Regions from separate parts of the Homo sapiens genome. Here region 1 is linked to region 2. A link is a loop called in an ENCODE intact Hi-C map of the cell type or tissue named here. Cell type or tissue: Caco-2. All regions are shown on one strand. Each heading gives the region's core, and the rest is flanking DNA. Links, peaks and the distances in the headings are about the cores only. Region 1 overlaps LOC105370802 (a long non-coding RNA gene). Region 2 has its middle 310 kb from the start of SQOR.

Region 1 (2,919 bases), core at 164-2,663, 140 kb after region 2:
GTTACACCTGAACACAGATGGCTGCCAAAGCAAAAACTAGAATAAAAAAGTGGTCCAAGAGAATCTGAGTGGGTGCACAAGAAGCATTTGATACACACATGCTATGATAATTTTATCAGCCTTTTGTCATTTTTATCCATCTTAGAGAATGTGTCACTAATTCTAGGATTAGTGATTGTTAAATTGTGTTAGGTAAAAAAATAAAAAAATTATTGGCTGATATAACTAGGATTTTCCCAAGTCTCACCAGGCTGCAAGTACAAAGTCATGATAAACATTCAAATTTCAATGGCTCTAACCCTCTATCTAGCCCTCTAGCTTCCTGCGACCTTCTCACAGTTATACCTCCAAGCCTCCAGAGGGCACGGCACATACACACTTAGAAATCAAACTGTCTGTCCACCATGTTCTTCCTCTCCCATTCCAGCCCCTCTTCTGTAGGTCCTTCTGCAAGCAGTCAAACCAAGCCCACCCCAAGACTGCACCATGTTACCTTCCCTGCTCCCAAATCTGCCAGACCCTCCAGTTGCGAAGATAGCACATTTCTTCCCATTCTCCCTGTGCAGGAGCTATACTGTGGTTCATACAGACGTGGGAATATGCTTCTGTACCCCAGTCACACTGGGCTGGGAGAGTACATGTGGTGCTGCTACTGACCAGAGGCTCAGTCATGGAAGACAGTGTCTTCAGCTTCAGCCCTAGTCCAAGGAGCTGGCCTACTCTCTCCCCCTTGTTGTCTCTCCCCAGGGTCCACCACCAGCAACACAGCTCACACAAAATGGCCTCCTTCCTCCTCAAGCCAAAAGTATATACCATCATGCAAATAAATTCAAAAATCCCAGCTGCTGGCAGCCCATCTCAGCAGTGCACTGGACTTGCCTGGGCAGATCTGAACTCCAGCAGTGCCCACAGCCACAGCAGAGGCCATATCCTCACTACCAAAGCAACTATCTGAGAGCTTCTATAAGCCAGCTGTTGTGTGCATTGTGGCTTAGAATTCTGAGGATACAGTTTAGCACTGAAAACTTCTAAGGCTTTTTGTTTTGTTTTTTCCCTTCTACTACAAAGTGAAATCCCACCAGATGTGCTGAGTAGCTTTTATCCTGGCATTCTTTCACATTACTTCACTTTAAACAGAAATGAGGTTTTTGGTTAGAGAAGGTACCTAACCTCAAAGACCCATGTAGTATGAGTAACTCTAAGGCACAACAGGTTTCCTGGGATATGTTTTTAAATGACAAAGTTTCCTAAAAGTAAACTCAGTGGACATTCAACATCAGTCCTCAATTGTGGCTATTAAAAAAAAAAAAAAAAAGGCCAGGTGCAGTGGCTCACGCCTGTAATCCCAGCACTTTGGGAGGCCGAGGTGGGCAGATCACGAGGTCAGGAGATCGAGACGGTGAAACCCCATCTCTACTAAAAATACAAAAAATTAGCTGGGTGTGGTTGCGGGCGCCTGTAGTCCCAGCTACTCGGGAGGCTGAGGCAGGAGAATGGCGTGAACCCAGGAGGCGGAGCTTGCAGTGAGCCGAGATTGCGCCACTGCACTCCAGCCTGGGGGACAGAGTGAGACTCCGTCTCAAAAAAAAAAAAAAAAAAACAAAATGTGCTCACAGTGGCATGCTACAGCGTGGTCCAGCTATTTGAAGAACAATAGCTGATGAAAGCCAAAAGCAAAAGAAAATAGCAATAAAATAAGGTGGCATGTTGACAGCTGAGATCTAGTATGACATCTGTGGGTGGTGCTGTGGCTCCAGGATTAGATTGTTCTCACTTCAAAAGAGACATCCATGAACTCTGTCAATCAGCAACTCAGTCATACATACATAAAACATTTTCCCCTACCACACTCTGTTAAAAAAAAAAAAATCCTTAAAGATGACGCTAAGGAAACATTGTGCAGATCATATATGTCCCAGTAAAAGGCAGCATTTTTCTCCTTGACTAACTTACAAACAGCTTCAATTTTTATCCAACATTTATTGTGCCTCACTTTTACAAAAGGAATTCAATTTATTATTCTCCGTGGACTTCAAATAAAAAAGTAACATCAAAGTCTAATAGAAAATGAAAGCTCTCATTCAGACATTATTTTGTTTTCCTCCCCCAAGCAAATATTTGCACTTGCTGGAGGAGCTTATGCTGATGTGTCTCTAAATTGAATGTATTTTTTTTTATGAGAAGGTAAGTAGCCGGGAACAAAGGGACACAAAACAGGGTTCCCCTGTGCTCTCTTCCAAGTGACCTCCAGCCCACTGTGCGGATGGCATGTTTAAAAGGAAGATGATTTGGTCTCCATGGAGGCTCAGTTTGTGGCCTTTGCTTTGGCAGATTGACAGCTGTGCTAAATGATGTTGAAATTACATGTAATAGATTTTAGATTATGACTATTGTCCACTAGGGACTGAAGTGCCCCATGCAGTGAGAGGAGGCTGTTAGGTGATCTTAAGCTTCACTCGACAGTAAAAAGGCATGAGTTTTTCTTATTTTAAATTGACCTTTTTGTTTGTTGAGCGAGGCGGTAAGTAACAAAGTAGTTTAATTAGAAGCCGCAGGTCCAGAATAACCACTGTCACTCTTCTAGAATGAAATCCAAACATGTTCAATACAATTCTGGCCACAATTCTTCCCCCATTGTAAAGCTAAGTATACAAGAAATGCTCAATTTTTCAGTGCCATAATAGCAAATTAGCATAGAATTACCCCCAAACTGGCATTTGGAATTGTATTCTTTGTAGGACTAGTGGGTCACTGACTTTCTGCAGATACTGATTGATTGACATGCTTGACTTTTGTATGTATATTTGCTTAGTTTTCATGAAGGAGGAGAATGGGATTTGTATGAGGATGCTCAGGAGAGAGGAAAGCAATGGAAAGAATGCTGGTGTCAACCGCCAAGGAAATGGAATAGATAAGGAA
Region 2 (2,919 bases), core at 265-2,764:
TACCACACCTGTGCAGACCGTGCCTCCAAACAAGGATTCTGGTTTCCACTATTTGCTAACCTGAGGCCCATCCTCTGGGGCTTCTTTCTTTTTTTTTTTTTTTTTTTTTTTTTTTTTGAGACGGAGTCTCGCTGTCGCCCAGGCTGGAGTGCAGTGGCGCAATCTCGGCTCACTGCAGGCTCCGCCCCCTGGGGTTTACGCCATTCTCCTGCCTCAGCCTCCCGAGTAGCTGGGACTACAGGCGCCCGCCACCTCGCCCGGCTAATTTTTTGTATTTTTAGTAGAGACGGGGTTTCACCGTGTTAGCCAGGATGGTCTCGATCTCCTGACCTCGTGATCCACCCGCCTCGGCCTCCCAAAGTGCTGGGATTACAGGCGTGAGCCACCGCGCCCGGCCGGCTTCTTTCTTATCAGGACTGATCTGCTAAACCTTTCTATGAATGGTAAAGGTGAGTGCAAAGTGACCATCTACCTCCCAGAAAACAACTTTACAGGAACTTTATTCCTCCTTAACTCAGAGGAGAGATTAACGATGGTTTCGGGTATTTTGAATTGTCCTAGTCAAAACTGGCATCACTTCTTGCCTGGTTTTCACAGTGGCTTCCCAGCTGCTCTCCCCCATACACTGACATCCCCTTCTAATGGCCTTTCAGCCCCCCAAAATCTCGGTGACCTTCTCAAAATGAGATTCGCATGGCTTGCTTGGAACATGTTCATGATGTAGCTGTTAAAACAAATGGTGAAATACATGGTATGTCTGACATGGCCCTGCCCACTGGTCAGTCTCTTCTCATACCACTCTGTGTCCCCTGTGCTCAGACACAAAGACCTGGGTTGGCTTTCTCAACAGCTTCTTTGGCTCTATACTCCTTTCTACTACTGAGCTTTAGCTCTTAGTGCTCATTTTCCCTGAAATGCATTCCCTACTTAGCTAGTTAACTCGTACTCATTCTCCTTCAGATATAAAATCAAGGCTTTTCCTGATCACATAGGCCTGGCCATGCCCTGCTGTTACTCATTTATGCATTGATTTTCCTTCATAGCATCTGTAATCAAATCATCACAAAATTTGTTTCTTTATTATACATGTTATATCACCAGCACCTAGCACAATAGCTGGTACATATGGCATGTTCAATAAATCTCTTGAATGAAGTACATTTGAGCAGGAGAAACTTCCTCAGAAATATCACATCTTAATCACATGTGCTACAAAAAAAGAAAAAAATATATTTGTTTCACTTCAATAATGCCCAGCACAAAGTAGTCACTCAAACATACTGAAAGAGATCAATGATTTCCATATTTTATTTCATTTGCTAAAGAACTAACAGAGTGCTCAATACTCAACATAGCGGATTTTTGCCACTTACAAGAGCTCTGTGTAGAGACCTTGGCTAATCCCTCAACACATGAACAAACCCATAGCATATTATTTACTCCACAAAAGTGTGGTTCAGTGATGACAGATAAGCCTTTAACTCCTCATGCTTCAGTGAAATGACTGTTCCGCCTTCTGACTTTAAGTTGTATTTGCATAGAGACTCAGTCATGAGTTTCCTAGGCTTATCCCCAACCACAGATAACTGCTGGTTAAGCATTCACTAAAGTTTTGTCTTTTATTTGATGAGCCATTGTAGAGTGAACCAAAGCATTCACTGAAAATTTATGAGTCACTTTTTTTGTTCCATCGAGCGCATATGGTAAAGCTAGCTCTGGTCAAGGACAGAATGCTAGCTAAAAATAATTTGGAATAAATTAGACTGTTAAATTCAACCAAGAACCAACATTTTTTCACTTTGTCCAGAATCACAGACACCATAACGTGAATAGATATCTACCTAGAGCCTCACAGGTGCAAAATTCTTAAGAAGCTACAAGCCTCAGACTAAATCATAGTAATTATTTATATGTGAACAAAATCCCAGTTCACTTATTTAAGTGTAATTTGCACAAACTATACAACATCAGTTAAAATATATTTGCAGCTACTTTTTAAAGAAAACCTGTTTTGAGACATTGCATTTATAGAATTGAGCTAAAAGATTGTCAGATATTCATAGAACAAAAACGAATTTTATGTAATATAAAACACATGCAATATGACTACTGCAAGGGTAGTTATTCAAAGCTACATGTCAGTGAGCAAAACTGACTTGGACCACAAGCAACTTCAACCAATCAGAATTTTTAAAATGCCTAATCACAAATTGTCACAAAGCCAGAGAAATGTGTATGTGCCAACTATCAGAATTTAGTAACTAAGCTATAGTAGTAGCTGCTGTAGTGTCTCATAAACAACATAAGTCAATTGAAAAGTAAAAGCAATCAAAACATAGCTACCTAAAATTGGAAAAGAACATAATAAGGCCAGAAAGTTTGAACTGGGTCATGCAAAAAAAGGATGAAAGGCAATTTGAGAGAAATTACTTTGAACAAACTCAAGGATAGGTAACAGGTATCATTTTAAGTACCCAATTTGATGTCTTGGTGGAGACTGCCTAGAGAGGCTCAGAAGATTTGTGAGGCAGGGGCTGAATTTAGCAGGAAAGAAAAGCTAATCAACTTCCAATATCTGTCATGGGCTTGAAAGAAAAGGCTGGTGAGACACATGCCATATTTTGCTGACCTTAACCTAGGATCTCTCTGGTTTTAAAGCTACTTCTGACTCCTCCTTGTCTGAACCAGCAGAAGCAGTTGGCTTTATTTGGAGTGATATTTTTCTCACACACACACAAATTAAAGTTGTTTTTTCACTGTAACAAAATTTCTAGCTAAGGGAGCTAATGCATAGCAGACAGTCATATCCCACTGAGATGCAGCAAGGTTTACCAGGCAGCTAAGTGGCTTGCCGCTGCCCAGCACCTCACAACATGATCAGTTCTAGACCCTGCCTCAGCATTTTCCAAATTACTACAC

What was found. Hi-C counts contacts between places; a loop is a spot of excess contacts. Peaks named below come from ENCODE experiments on the same cell type or tissue, not always from the same donor. Only the 100,000 strongest peaks of a DNase experiment are listed, where the experiment ranks them.
Region 1: a loop joins it to region 2, with 5 times the contacts of the local background. A loop is called at or near these places in 1 of 110 quality-filtered maps.

The regions. Positions count from the first base shown.
Region 1 is chr15:45,801,696-45,804,614 of GRCh38, reverse strand. The region is part of intron 1 of LOC105370802 (a long non-coding RNA gene); the gene reads right to left. Among named protein-coding and RNA genes, the nearest start is that of SQOR, 170 kb to the right of the region's middle. In Caco-2, for the core only: no CTCF peak of the experiment used is centred there; no DNase peak of the experiment used is centred there.
Region 2 is chr15:45,942,070-45,944,988 of GRCh38, reverse strand. No RefSeq gene overlaps it. Among named protein-coding and RNA genes, the nearest start is that of SQOR, 310 kb to the right of the region's middle. In Caco-2, for the core only: no CTCF peak of the experiment used is centred there; a DNase peak (open chromatin) is centred at 1,538.